Linked DNA regions of Homo sapiens: region 2 is linked to region 1. Evidence: chromatin contacts called from ENCODE Hi-C or POLR2A ChIA-PET data. All regions are on one chromosome and are shown on one strand. Each heading gives the region's core, a stretch centred on a gene start or an enhancer-like site at or near the end of the contact. The rest is flanking DNA. Distances are from core to core; before and after follow the strand shown.

What was found. A loop is a pair of places that touch in the nucleus more often than their neighbours do. ChIA-PET counts read pairs that join two places held with the same protein, here RNA polymerase II (POLR2A). Pooled maps may share reads with other maps.
Region 2: a loop to region 1 is called in a pooled map, with 2.4 times the contacts of the local background. The contact joins two enhancer-like sites. A Hi-C loop is called at or near these places in 2 of 50 pooled maps. POLR2A ChIA-PET finds 5 or more read pairs at or near these places in 6 of 52 experiments (K562, PC-3, Panc1 and 3 more).

Annotation. Positions count from the first base shown.
Region 1 is chr2:9,094,887-9,102,501 of GRCh38, forward strand. No RefSeq gene overlaps it. Among named protein-coding and RNA genes, the nearest start is that of MBOAT2, 95 kb to the left of the region's middle. Within about 2 kb of position 4,570, at least 2 of the 41 ENCODE cell types and tissues checked have a DNase peak (open chromatin) inside an H3K27ac peak, as active enhancers do.
Region 2 is chr2:9,187,372-9,194,986 of GRCh38, forward strand. No RefSeq gene overlaps it. Among named protein-coding and RNA genes, the nearest start is that of ASAP2, 16 kb to the right of the region's middle. Within about 2 kb of position 4,365, at least 23 of the 41 ENCODE cell types and tissues checked have a DNase peak (open chromatin) inside an H3K27ac peak, as active enhancers do.

The sequences.
Region 1 (7,615 bases), core at 3,320-5,819:
TGAAACCCCGTTTCTACTAAAAATACAAAAATTAGCTGGGCATGGTGGCGCATGCCTGTAATCCCAGCTACTCGAGAGGCTGAGGCAAGAGAATTGCTTGAGCCCGGGAGGCGGAGGTTGCAATGAGCTGAGATTGTGCCACTGCACTCCAGCCTGGCCAACAGAGTGAGACCCTGTCTCAAAAAATAATAGTAATAATAATATATGTTCTTCTCTTGCTTCTCAAACGAAGGTACCTATGTGCCCTGCGGATTTGGGGAGCCAGGCCAGAGAGTGGATGTGTATCTTCCTGAGGGGTTAACTTCACTCAAAGATTTGAGGTGAAACCAGTACCTTAACTGGTCAGTCGGTGACTGAAAACAGTCCTTCTATAGAATAGCAAACATGGGTACGTTCAAGAGTAGGATGCAGACTCTGCACAGATCCTAAAGCTACGTTGGGAAACGTCAGAGAAACGCAGCTGCTTTGGGAACTTGGATATCCTTCTCTGCAGTTAGGGGAGTGGGGCAGGAAGGACGCTGGCGCTGGCCGGTGCCGTGTGCACAGCTCTCCCCGAGCCTCTGGTGGATGGAGACAGGTGGGCCCGTAGGTGGAACTGCCCATTCCCCGAGAATGAACACTTCTGCCTGTTATTCTTGTCATTCATGCCTTTTTAAACTCTGCAGGCTGAAACCATGCAAGTAGACAGAATCCAGCCCACGCCTGTAGCCCTAATGCTGCCCTGACGTGGTCTGGATTTGGGTTTGGGAAGCGCCAGTGCCCCTGCCCCCGGGTCCTCCACATACACACACACCACCACCCCTGCCACCACCCCTGCCACCACCCCTGCCACCACCCTGCCCCTGTCGGGCTGACAGCTGAGAGATCGGGAAGTGCTCCCTGCGGCCGCCCAGGCCTGCTTGATATTCCGGAGAGGGCGGCAGCAGCGTTCAGAATCCTTAGATGAACCTGCCTGGCGGCGCCGGAGGCCGGAGGGCGCTTGGCAGAACCGCCAGGAAGCGAAATAACAAACAGTCTCCAAAAAGCCCACAGCTCATTGAGCCCGGGAAGCGCATGGCCTCTGCTGCCCCCACCCTGTGGAGAAGCTCAAGGGGCAAGAAAGAGGAGGAAGCTGATGGGGGGCGGGGCACGCATCTCCTAAGCAGGCCCGCCCCGTCCAGAGGGGCCTGAGGGGCCCAGCCAGCCCCACAGGAGGCCCGACCAGGGCCTCAGAACCACCCCGGGGCCTGCTTGCTGGTTGGGCAGGGCCCACCCTCACGGTGCCAGTAGCTCTGCGCGATGATAAAGGGGTGCTCAGGCCTCAGGGTCAGATCCCTAGAGAGTGACCTCTGAAGTGAGGGAGGGGAGGAGAAGGAACTCAGAAGGAAGTGGCAGAGAGGCCAGACACACTGCTGGTCTCCCCCATTTCCTGGGAGACTCGCCTTGTGGGAACAGAGCAAATCAGGTTAACATCGCCAAGGGAGGGGATCAGAGAGGTGTCTGGGCCAGGGCCTCTCCACACTGAGGAATCAGCTGCGGCCCGCAGAGAGGCAGGGTTTTCCCTTGGTGGCACAGGCAGACACATACCCGGCCCCACAGTGGTCTCCTCCATCTGGGGTCCCATCAGAGCCATCGCTCCCTCCTGGAGTTCCGCTCAGTGGCCTGCCCCAGGGGGCCCCCGCACAGCCACAGGGCTGTGGGAAGGGAATGGTCCAGGCAGGCCGGTCAGGCCGGCTCCCCCAGATCCCTTGGCTCCCCCCAGGAGCTGGCTTCTCACTCCTCACAGACAACAAGGGCGCTATGAGATGTCATCAGAGATGCCACCAAACACCACAGGCAAGGGACCCGTCACTCAGCCCGGGCTGCTGAACGTGCTGAGGCGGCTCTGATATGCCCAGAAAGTGCCCAAGCAGGTGACACTTGGGCCAGGACAGGCACACGGAGATGACCTCCCACTGCCTCCCCAAGGATGACCCTGCTACTCTGACTGAGAGGGTCTTCAGGTCAAGGGCGGGGAGGGTGGCAACAGACACCAAAGCCGAGGGCTCTGAGCAGGCTCAGAAGCCGGGTGTGGAGCGGGAGGGTGGGGGCGCAGTGGCAGGGGCTGCTGCAGGGCCAGCTGTGCCAGCAGGGGTGGGGGCAGGGGCTCAGCGGAGCCGGAGTGCCAGGAGCTAAAGACCACCCACGCCCTCTTCTCGGAGGGCGAGCAGGCCAGGGAGAGCGACTTAAGCCACATGAACTTTCCCATTATCCCTGAAGGAGCGGGGTTCTTGTTGGTATTCTACCTGCACAGCTGCGTGAGACGCAGATATGGAAAACGGCCTTTTGGTGATCAGTCGGAGGGAAGGCCTGGCAGACTCAGTGGGGACTGGGTGGCAGGGAGGCAGGGGGAGCCTGGAAGCCCCCAGGGAGGCTGTGGGACTGGCAGGGCCCCTTCTCCAAGTGCCCAGAAACTTCCCCAACAAGACTTCAGCCTGTCCAGCAGCCCCCGGGGACTGTGTTGCGACTGTGATTACGTGGTCACCATGGTTTGTGGACACCGAAATGTCAAGAATGTCAAGCTCAATGCTCCCTGCTCCACAAGCATCTCCCAGAGCTGTGGGGAGGGTCATGACTGCCACTATTTATAGTACAGTGGCCTGCATGCGTGCCCAGCCCATTCCATCCTCTCCACGTGCACACGTGCGTGTGTGTGTGTCTGTATATCTATGTATTTGTGTATGTGTATATGTATGTGTATGTATGTGATGTATTTGTGTGTGTATGTGTATTTGCGTGTATGTGTATATATGTGTATATGTATATGTGATGTGTGTATTTGTGTGTATGTGTATATATATGTGTATATGTATATGTGATGTGTGTATTTGTGTGTGTGTGTGTGTGTCTGCCCACCCCCAAGACTTGCCTGCAGGGGTTACAATGGCTAGTCCATGCCTTGTAGCCTTATGCCTGTGGAATCATGAACACTCTGGGCCTCTATTCTCTCATCTTTAAAGGATTCTAACCCTTGGTTGTCCAACAATCAAGGAAAATAATAGATGTGCAAGGAAGCTGCCTACCATTACTTTTTAGAAAATAAGGGTGGATGTACATTAATTTACTCATGATTATCCATTCACTCATTCAACAAATGTTCTTTGTACTAGGCACTAAGAAATCAACAGTAGAGAAAAGAGAATTGACATTAGCCCTTGTTCTCAGGAAGTGGACGGTTTAGTAGGAAAGACCTGAATAATAAGCACAGATACACAGTTGTGTTCAGAGTTATAAAGGGCAAGAGCAGTGAGCTCTGTGCACGGGACTAACGGGGCGTGCGAGGAATAAACCACAAACGTGGGGCGGTGGGATGGTGGAACTGTGAGCCCAGGACAACCCTGATGGTGGGTCCAGGAGGCAGGGACTCACCAGAGGATCTGAAGCCTGGAAATCTGTCCACAGGGGGCAAGACATAAGTCTCATTAGTCAGAACAAAACCAGGATCCTGGGAATTTGTCCAAACAGGGATAAGGCCGATGGTAGCTGACAGGTTTCTGGGCACATACACCAGTATCAGGAAAGGCACAGGGAAAAGAGGGACCCAGGGACCGAACAGGCAGCCCTTTGGGGGAGCAGTAGGACCATCACAAGCCAGTTCTTGGAGAAGTACAGTGTCAAGGTCAAAGGAGGATCAGTTGCAAGACTCCCCACTGAGGGTGGGCCCCAAACCTCTGTGTCTGGGCGAGGCTGACCCTCTCCCACATGGCACACCTGCAGCTGACCAGGGGGTCTGTGCTCAGTGCAGGCACCTTCCCTCTCCTCCCCACACCCAGCAGTAGGTCCTTTGCTTTCTTGGCTCTGGCCCCAAGCACAGCCGAGGGCTCTAAAGCTGACCCTGGCGTCCCCACTTTGTGCTTCGTGATGTTGCCGGTCAGAATTTGTATGTAGTCACCTCCCGACCGGCGTGGGCAGTGCTGGCCTCCTGGACTGGAGCGTGGGCCAGATCTCTGGCCCTTCAAGGGCGCTGACACTGAGCAGGGCTGGCCTGGGCCTCCCTATACACCTCTTGTTGAGGACTCAGTGGGTTTCAGAGTCTGGGACAGGGATAGTTTAACAAATGGAGGCTCCGTGGTCCCAGACCGGTGAGAGAATGTGTGTTGAATGAATGGATGAGAACAAAAGCCAGAAGCTTGAAGATATTTAGAAATAAGATCCCCTTTTCCATATAAATGAAACACTTGAAGACCAGATTTTCCAAAGCAGTTGGAATGGCTACCCCCAAAATATCTCCCCCCCAGAGGGACTTCTAAAGGGTTAACTGACACCTGAAGGGAAGGGGCTTAACACCCCTAAAATCACAGAAAACAAATCTGGTCTGGCTCTTGGTATTCTCCTTACATCCTTAAGTAGTTTTAGACACAAAATGTCTTCCTCCCTTAAGTAATTCTAGACACAAAGTGCTTTCCTCATTTAACCCTTGTAATCACACTAGGAGGAGGATGTGATTCGTGTCCATTTTGAAGGGGAGAACACAGATTCAGAGTGGGTGGGTGACTTCTCCACAGGCAGAGCACAGACAGCCACACTTGCAGCTGCTTTAACCAACAAGCCGTGCTCCTGACCTTGGTGTTCGGCTTGGTTGCTTTGCTGTGGGTTGGTTTCGTTTGTGTGACTAAGACTTTTAAATGATTCGGCTCCTTTTGTGTGTTTGTTTTTGATCTTTGCAAGATTCTCTAATGGTTGATCCAGGGCTGCCCCTACACCGTTCTCCTGTCACATGCCCCGTTCCCCTGACATTGACATCAACCAACATAATATGCTGAAGAAGGGTCTTCGGCAGCTGGAAACTGGCCCAGGCATTGCGGTGGGCAGCCAGCAGGCATCTTCTGTCATTAGCCCTCCCTAGGGAAGACAAGTTCAGCAATGGTTCCTGGGAGAGGCTTGGGATAGGAAAAGAAAGGATGTTCCTATAGAGGAAGCAAATGTTCCAAGATACTTCCATTAATTAAGAAAATCTAGGGTAATAATACACAGTCCTCAAAGTCCTAGATTATAAAACCATTGTGTTAGGTTGAAGCAAGTATCACAAAGAAATACAGAAGGTCATTACCAAGACTTTTAGATGGCAAACATACTTAATGGAAACACCTCTTTCTTAACTCTGAAAACGCTTCATGTAGCATTCAGGCTTCCATTTAAAATTAATTGTGTGCATTCTAAGAGCACTTTTAGGACCTTGCAGAGACCCTCTCTGTAGATTACATGATTTGAAACTATAGCTAAGAAAATTTTGTGAAGTGGTGCAACTCTCAGAAATCAAACATGAATATGCATGCCAGGTGTGGTGGCTTACGCCTGTAATCCCAACACTTTGGGAGGTGGGAGAATCACTTGAGCTTAGGACTTGGAGACCAGCCTGGACAACATAGTGAGACCCCATCTCTACTAAAAATAAAAAAATTAGCTGGACATGGTGGTGCACACCTGTGGTCCCAGCTACTAGGGAGGCTGAGATGGGAGGATCACTTGAGCCTAGGAGGTCAAGGTTGCAGTAAGCCATGATCATGCCTCTGCACTCCAGCCTGGGCAACAGAATGAGACCCTGTCTCAAAAAAAATAATAATAAAAATAACTATGCAAAAAATATGACTTTATTTTTCTATATTACTAGCTCCCTCTCCTGGGGCATTCACTACTAATCTCAGTCATATTGGAGTTCCCCTGTCTTCTTTTCTCTGGGGTTCTAGGTAAGTTCCAGGGGCAGGGTGATGGTGGCAAGCATTACATAGTTCTGAGCTTTGGGAAAGGGGACGTCTCATCTTCACCGTCATCTTCACATGCTAGTTTCAACTTGTGTTATTAACAGAAACTTCCGCTGTCCCGCCTGACCTGCAGCCAAGCATCCACACAGTTTGTCCACAAGGCCCTCCCCTGGTCGCTGTCCTCTCAGTTATTCTCAGTGTTACTCTCGGACCCAGGAGCGTGATTCAGCAGCTCCTGCGCGGTGGGAGGTGGACAAAGGCTCAGTCCACTTGGGCATATCATAACATTTCTTCTCCTAGAAGCCATGACTTCTAAGGGTTGGAGCCTCCAAGCTTCTTTGGGATTTGGGACGTCCCTGAGGCACGCAGCCTGGGGAATGGGCTGCGCAGCCTGTTTTCTCTAGAACCTGAGCATGCAAGCACCACTCTTGCATTCTGATTCTCCAACCCCTCGCCTGGGAGGAGGCGAGAAAGGCTTGCCCTTCACCATATCTTCTCATCCCACATTTTCTGTTACATATGTTGCCTATGCCCTGAGTCCTTTCTGTTCCTCTAAACACCTGTGTTTGTTTTGTGTTTTTAGGTGTCATTTATATAGAAGAAAATGCGGCTGGGTGCAGTGGCTCATGCCTGTAATCCCAGCACTTTGGGAGGCCGAGGCGGGCAGATCACTTGAGGTCAGGAGTTCAAGATCAGCCTGGCCAACACAGTGACATTCTGTCTCTACTAAAAATACAAAAATTAGCTGGGCATGGTGGCACGTGCCTGTAATCCTAGCTACTCAAGAGGCTGAGGGAGGAGAATCGCTCAAACCTGGGAGGTGGAGGTTGCAGTGAGTTGAGATTGTGCCACTGTACTCCAGCCTGGGCAACAGAGTGAGACTCTATCTCAAAAAAAGAAAATGCACAGATCTTAAGCACTCAGTTTGAACAATATACAGAGCATCTCCCTCAACCCAGAAGGTTCCCCATGAAAGGGCCTAGACTTTTGAAAACCAAAAAAGTCCCCCCCTTATTTTCCTCTACCCTGCTCTGCTCATTCCCTTTGGGGAGGTAATGATCACACTCTGGCCTACCTGCAGCTCCTAACGGTGCCAAGTACATAGAGAAATGCCAAGGGCAAGGGGCAACCGTGAGATCGCATCTTAAACAGTATCCTCACATGAATCTCCCAATAACAAAGAATTATCCTCGTGACATTCACTCAGTACATTATAGTCCACTGAGCGCTCTCACTCTGTTCGTCTCATTTAACCTTACAATGTATTATTCTCACAATGTATTGTATTTGTATCCTTACAATGACCCATGTACAAATTATCATGCCATTTGGCAGATGAGAAAACTGAGGCCCAGAGTGAAGAGGTAATTTTCCAATGCTCCACAGGTGATACATGTCAGAGATGAGACAGGATCCAGATTCATGCCACTCCGTTTGTTTCCAGAGAATCTAATCATTACCAGCCTTCAGAGGGCAGAACAGAAAGACAGTCACTGATGCAGAGGATCTGAAGGGCTCCCAAGCCCTCCTCTTACCCAGCGCCACTCAAATTCCCCAGGACGGGGCTGCCTCCTTTCACTCCCCACTAGTTCTTACTTGGTGTTAAGCCATCAAAGACCTCGATGAATTGCCCCTGTAGAGGGTACCATGAAGACAGGGCCTAGCAAGTTTACTTCAAGGAGAAAAAGTGCCGGAAATGAAACAGATTAAGACAGTGGCCCACAGCACGGCAGGGGCTGACCTCCCGGGCCGCATCCAGACATTCTCACTTACAAGCAGTGTGATTCTGGGTAATTAACCAAACCTCTTTAGGCCTCTGTTTTCTCACATGTAAAGAAAAGATAATCACAGAATCTCCCTCAGAAGGGTTCTTATGAGACTTCCATGATATCATG
Region 2 (7,615 bases), core at 3,115-5,614, 92 kb after region 1:
AGGCTGAACTGGGAGGATTGCTTGAGCCCAGGAGTTTGAGACAAGCATAGGCAAAAATACAAAAATTATCTGGGTGTGGAGGTGCACATCTGTAGTCCCAGCTACCCGGGAGGCTGAGATGGGAGGATCACGTGAGCCCAGGGAGGTCAAGGCTGCAGTGAGCCATGATCACGCCACTGTACTCCATCCTAAGCAACAGTGTGAGACCCTATCTCAGAAAAATAATAATAATTTGAATTACAAGAAACTAGCCCCATAGACATAAATATACTGGACTGAACTAAAACTGCACTCATAATAATGATGTCTACACATGAGAAACACGATCATAATTGGTTTCATGCAAAACAAATACCTACAGACAAGGAGTCATTTCCCGAGTGACCAGGAATAGAAACCAGAGATGCATTCTTGAACTGAATGTATTTGGAAGAGTCAGAACAGCTTGAGGGCCAAGTACTCTGTCACAAGCCTTAATATTCTAACCACATTTCATTTTGCACACTCACCTGGCCCACCTCAAGATATGAAGTCTCCATTGTCAAAAGTGCTATGATAACTGACATGCTATAAACCTTCAAAGAATTACAAAAAGCCAGCAGTCTGCCTTTCTGACTGCTGCCAAAGAATATGCTTCACATTTTATTGCCTATGAAGATAAAATCAAACATTGCTTTTGATCCTGGATGTTGCTGTGCTAATTTCATGCCCTCCTACCTTGTGTATGCTTGGATAGTGTGGGGCCACTTGTTTGCCTCTTAAATTGCTGCCCATTGGGGCAGGGGCCATGGCTTATGTATGGTCTGTGCCAAGAGAGATCTAAGCATGATTAAATCTGGCTGCTCTTCTCTTCCTTTTTACCACCTCTTGATGTTTGCATCCTTCTAGGGCTTAAAGTTCAAGAGCAGCTTTTAGAACCTCCATCGCGGGGTTGTAGAGAGAGGAGATCTCATCCTTTTTCTGTATTTCCAAATCCTATCTAAGTGGCCGATGTACTTTTCAATTTAGTTTATTAAGCTGTGCAATAGGAATTACAATAAATACATGTATAATAAGGGCTTTGTAGGCATATGATATGTATAAAACAAATAGCACATTTCCAGGCACAAAAAAAGATGCTCCCTAAATATGTTGAGTGAATGAATGAAGGATTGAATGAATGAATGAAATGAATCTCAGTTTTCACTAATTTGTACATAGGAACAAAAACTGCTTGTAACCTCAGCAAATGCATTCGCTGCTCGCAAGGGACCAGATCATTAGCCTGCAGTATGGCATAGATGACATGAAGTAAACACCTCTCTCTGGCCAATACTAAGACCCTTTCCAAAAAAATAAGCCCACTCTTCCTTAAGTCAGTTAATCCTAACTGAAAACTGCTAGAAGCTACTTACAAATTATAAACTAAACCAAGTTTCTTACATCGTTATCAAAGACACACCCTATTCAGTTTATCAAACCCACCGAGCATCTTCACTGTTTCCAGTTCATACTGAGCTATTTGTGTGATTGGGAGAAGGCACCCCTTCCTCCAGACACTCCACTGCCATCTGCACCCCAGGCCCCACCAAAGCCTAATTGATCTGCAGCTGGACAATGACTCTGATGGGAAGGGTGCCCCGAGCTATGCACCGCACAGCCTATGTAACCTACCATGAGCCTGTTCACGGAGCCATCAGTAGTTTAGGCTTCCTGGCTGGGTGTGGTGCTTACGCCTGTAATCCTAGCACTTTAGGAGGATGAGGTGGATGGATTGCTTGAGCTCATGAGTTTGAGATCAGCATGGGTAACACGGCAAACCCCATCTTTACAAAAACAAAAAAATTAGCCAGGGGTGGTGGTGTGTGCCTATAATCCCAGCTACTTGGGAGGCTGAGGCAGGAGGATCCCTTAAGCCCAGGAGTTCAAGGTGCAGTGAGCTATGATCGTACCACTGTACTCCAGCCTGGATGACACAGTGAGAACTTGTCTCAAAAAAAAAAATAAGTTTAGGTTTCCTTCCTGATCAGGCCTTTGCCCAAACTTAGGTACAAAGCCAAGGGTTTTCCCACCACGAAAGATCAGAAGGATGCTTACAAGTCCTCTTCTCCTTCAGGAGCCTATTTTCTGAAATGTACTGTGTGAAAAACACAAGCATCTAGGGACAATGGAGCCCCCGCAAGACTTCCAGGTCTAGGATGAAATAGGACTCCTCCCACGGAGAGAGAAGACATGAAATGCAGGGAATCATGTAGGTCTTGATGTGCCCAGCTGGACGCAGGCAGAGGGGAAGGGGTGGCATAGGAATTGTAATGATTTCTAGCTGACTCTTGGAAGATGGGAAAGAATTCACAGATACACAAGGGGCAGAGAGCCTCTAGAAGGATGGAAGGGCTTGTGCTCAGGGTTCTGTGAAAGAATGCACACAATATGGGAAGCTACACGTGGTTCGACCTGTTCCCCAAACCGCAGCCAGAGAGAGATTTTGAGAAGGCGAATCTGCCTGAAATGGTTCTGCGGCTCTCCACTAGCTTGGGTAAAGTCTAGCTTAGGTGAAGCTCTCTCTCCCCTTTGACTCTGCACACACTGTCTCTCACCACCAACTTCCAGCTCATAGTCATCAGGGATCCCTTGTTCATCTGGATCAGAGCCCTCCCTGGACTCAGGCAAGGCAATAGCCCCCACGTGTTCACCCACTGAACTTGAACTTAATTGTACCTTCTTGTTAGAGTCTGCTCTCACTCTGGATTGCTGGCTCTAGGGGCTCAGGGACTGTGGCTCTCTTGCTCATCCCTGGATTCTCAGAGCTAGCACAGGATCTGATGCATAACAGGAATTGAGAATGAATGAATGAATGTGTTAGGCATGACTGTATCTGTGGGTATATTCGACATTTGTTGAGAAATTAGGCTGAACCGTTAAGCAGTCTGGACTGCAAAGGGCCTTATATAGCACACTGAGGAATTGGGATTTCATTCACAGACTGCGGGGAGCCATTGAAAGATTTTTAAGCGAGTGCCATACTAGATTTGCATTTTTGAATAATCACTTTTTGAAAGATAATTATGGCACCCACGTAAACAGGATGGATTGGAGAGTTGTCTAGGCTGGAGATAAGAAGATTTGTTGTGCCGCTGTATTCACAAAAAAAGAGTGAGGGCCTGAATTGATGAGGGATGAGGGGAGAATCAAGGGCAGGGAGCAGCTCTGTGGGTACTATGTAAGTAGAATCATCAGGACCTGGTGACTGACTAGATTTGCAGGATGAGGGAGGAGAAGGACTTCAGGATGGTGCCAAGGTTTCTGGTTGGACAACTAGATGAGGAAGAAGAGCAAATTAAATCACAGAAGCATGCTGCAAATGATCAGTTGACTTTGGGTTGGCACTCGCTGGGGTCTCAATCAAAGAAAACCATGTTTTCTACTTCTTCTGGTTAGCCTTTTTGAGCAAAGAAGCTGGAGTATCTGTGGGGTCTTGTGCCCTGCTGAGGGAGTCTTAGACTTGGGAAGTATAGAACCCCTGGTAGTCCAGCTTGCGAGTCAAGTGGGCTGAGATCCACTCAGCCAAGGGCCCAATCCCACCCTATTAGGGTATCAGCAGCTTTCTATCTGATGCACAGTGGTGGGGATGCATGTGGAAGGCATGCTCTTTGCTTCTGCCAGCCCCAGGCTGGATTGCTGTGTCATATTATGGAATGGGGCACAAAGGGGGCATTGATTTGCTGGCAATCCTGCCATGGAATCCCTTGGTCACGGCTTTTCCATGCCCTGTCTCCAGCATACTCAGACTGATCCAGTGTGCCCAACCAGCCGTTTCCACAGGTCTGGCCCGGCCAGGGACCTTCTTGCCACATTCTGGGCTCTGCCCACTGGAGAGTTCAGGACAGGACCCGGGTGCAGACCGGAGGCCCAGGCGCAGAGTTGTTATGCTCAGGGCCATATGGAAAATGTGAACAGGGCCTGAACAAACTGCACAGCTCACTTCTTGGCATTTGCAAGTGGGACTCACCAAGATGCAATGCAGAGGCGGCCAGTGAGGTCAACTTTGGCTGAGAACCCCGAACAGACTGGGAGAGTCCAGGAGAGAAAGGAAGGGACACTGGAGCAAACATAACGGGGTGTAGCCCTGTTTTAAAAACACCAACAGAGAAAGCAACCTTTGGAGGAAAAGTGCATGGCTCCAAATCCCAGGGGGGCCCACTCTTGTCGGGGGTCTGATATCTGACCCCTGGGCTGCCCAGAAGCATTCACTAAATGCTGCTCTCCAACCAAGTTAAAAGAAAACAACTCCCAAACTCTTTGCAAAGAGAGTCACACACATGGCCTTGCAGACTTTGGGAATTCCGCAGAACTGAGAAAATGAAGTCTCTGTTTCGAGCCATGACTAGGTCTCTTATATGACTAAGGGTTATTACTTCTGCTTAGAGGCAGGAAACATCCACAGCTCCAAATCCTACAGGCCAACCAACCACTCTCTGTGTGGCGGTTAGGCAAGCACTTTCAGAGTGAATGTTGGGCACTTACAGATCCCTTGGGAACTTTTTGCTCTCTGATCACAACTCTGCAAGTGGTTCCCCAGAGATGTGAAAGAGCAAGTGCTCTAAGAAGGCGCCTGCTCACTTACAAACCCACTCACCTCTAAGATTCGCCCCACACATTCACAGACCTGGAAAGAAATTCAAAGTCCTTTTTTTTTTTTTTTTTTTTGAGACAGAGTCTTGCTCTGTCGCCCAGGCTGGAGTGCAGTGGCGCAATCTTGGCTCACTGCAAGCTCCACCTCTCGGGGTCACGCCATTCTCCTGCCTCAGCCTCCCGAGTAGCTGGGACTACAGGCGCCCTCTACCACGCCTGGCTAATTTTTGTATTTTTAGTAGAAATGGGGTTTCACAGCGTTATCCAGGATGGTCTCAATCTCCTGACCTTTTGATCCGCCCGCCTCAGCCTCCCAAACTGCTGGGATTACAGGCGTAAGCCACCACGCCCGGCCCAAAGTCCTTTTTTTTTTTTTTTTTTTTTTGAGATAGGGTCTCACTCTGTCACCCAAGCTGAACTGCAGTGGTGCCATCACAGCTCACTGTAGTCTCCACCTCCCGGGCTCAAGTGATCCTCCCACTTCTTAGCCTCCCAAGTAGCTGGGACCATAGGTGTGCACCACCATGCCTGGCTAATTTTTGTATTCTTTGTAGGAATGGGGTTTCACCATGTTGCCCAGGCTGGTCTTGAACTCCTGGGTTCAAGCGATTTGCCCACCTCCCAAAGTGCTAAGATTACAGGTGTGAGCCACTGTGCCTGGCCTAATCCTTGGTTTTGAATTTCTCCTCTAAAATGCTAGATGAAGCTGTGTAGACTTGCTTTCTCTAAAATCTCCCAAGCACATATTAAAAATACAGATTTCCAATCCCCTCCCCTAAAGACAGTTCTGTGCCAGGGCCATCTGGAACCTGGACTTTACCAGGGGTCCCGGAGATCCTTACAATTGGGCAAGTGTCAGCAATGCTTTTGAGCCTAGGAATGATGGTAGAGGGGGGCGGGCCTAGCCCATGGTCATTCTCACCATACCCCCAACAGGTGAGCAACCACCACAATGGGGAGGAGATGATGCTGGCCTGTGTGACTGCAGGGACCTGGGACTAGGAGAGACCTGTGCTCAGCATGAGGATAGCAGCGAGGAGAGCTCTGGGGAAAGAAAGCAGCTCCCAGAACAGGCTTGGGAGGTGGGGGATTCAGAGTTCAGGAGATCATCCCTCAGTAGTATGTTCTAAGTCAGGCTGTAGCTTCTCAGATTACGTTATCACGAGAGGTCTGTTGGGATAGACCCATTTGGGGACTTAGTGACCGGATGAAATAAATTAGTCTAGAGAGTTAGGAGAAAAGCTAATTTGGAGGAAGCTTTAACAGCCCTGGATATCCAGATCACTATGGCACCAAGTGGCAGATAGTCCAGTTGGCTCAGGGTGTCTGTCTCTGGGTTATGTTGGACCCCTGTTCTATGGGATAGAGAAATGCCTCTCTGAAGGTCATTTGTTTCTGTGTTCCCCTCTCTGTGAGGCGGCATGAAGGCCCAGCACCTCTGCAGACACCATTACACCCTCAGCCCCGTGTTCCCAGAGTCTAGTACAGTGTCTGGCATGTGCACACGGCATCATCTCTGAATGACAGCTTTGAATTGGGTTCCTGTATATTATTCGACTGTAGGGCTCCAGGCTTTGTGATGGAGATGTCCAAATGGACTCTCCTAAGAGACCTGTGACCAGCGCAATATTTCTTTCTAATTTCCTCCTCAAAGCACCAGGATATGCTTAGCCCTGTGGCAGGAATCTCCGTGTATCCCAACCTCATTTCAGCTACGTATTCTCCAGGCGGCTTTCTGTCTTCACTCCACTCTTCAGGCACATGCTGACTCAGGCCAGCACCTCAAATGGATGGGCAGGAAAACCTTGCTGGACACAGAGTTAATCACCGAATGGGCTGGATACTCACATCCCACTGCCTCAGAGCGTGGGCTCATTCCCAAGGGGCCTTCTCTCTCTCTCTCTCTCTCTCTCTCTCTCTCTCTCTTTCTCTCTCTCTCTCTCTCTCTCTCTCTCTCTCCCTCCCTCCAACTCAGCAGCACTCTTTAGTCCCAGCTGGAATTCATCAACGAAATACTGACTGGCATGAGCCTTCTCTGACAGCTTCAATTACCAGCTCAAGGAATAAAAACAAAAGTCGGGAGAAGAGACGTCAGAGGTGGAAAAGTAGCAGAGCTGGGTCCTCCTGTGGCATGAATAATGCCAGGGAATATGTTTTTCCTCTATGGTTTAGCTCCATTTTGGGAGTTTGCTTTCTGAGAGGTATTAAAAGAGCCTTATTTTTTTTTTTTAATTTAAGTTCTGGGATATATATACAGGACATGCAGGTTTGTTACATAGGTAAACGTGTGTCATGGTGGTTTGCTGCACCTATCAACACATCACCTAGGAATTAAGCCCCACATGCATTAGCTACTTATCCTGATGCTCTCCCTCCTCCCACCCCCACCCCACCCAACAGGTCCAAGTGTGTGTTGTTCCCCTCCCCATGTCCATGTATTCTCATTGTTCAGCTCCCACTAATAAGTGAGAACACATGGTATTTGGTTTTCTGTTCCTGTGGTAATTTCTTAAGAATAATGGCTTCAAGCTCCATCCATGTCCCTGCAAAGGACATGATCTTTTTCCTTTTTATGGCTGCATAGTATTCTGTGGTGTATCTATACCACATTTTCTTTATCCAGTGTATCATTCATAGGCATTTGGGGTGATTCTATGTCTTTGCTGCTGTGAACAGTGCTGCAATGAACATACATGTGCATGTATCTTTATAACAGAATAATTTATATTTTTTTGGGTATATACCCAGTAATAGCATTGCTGGGTCAAATAACATTTCTGGTTCTAGGTGTTTGAGGAATTCCCACACTCTCTTCCACAGTGGTTGAGCTAATTTACATTCCCACCAACAGTGTGAAAGTGTTCTTATTTCTCCACAGCCTCACCAGCATCTGCTATTTCTTGACTTTTTTTTTTTTTTTTTTTTTTTTTTTTTTGAGATGGAGTTTTGCTCTTGTTGCCCAGGCTGGAGTGCAATGGCACAATCTCGGCTCATTGCAACCTCT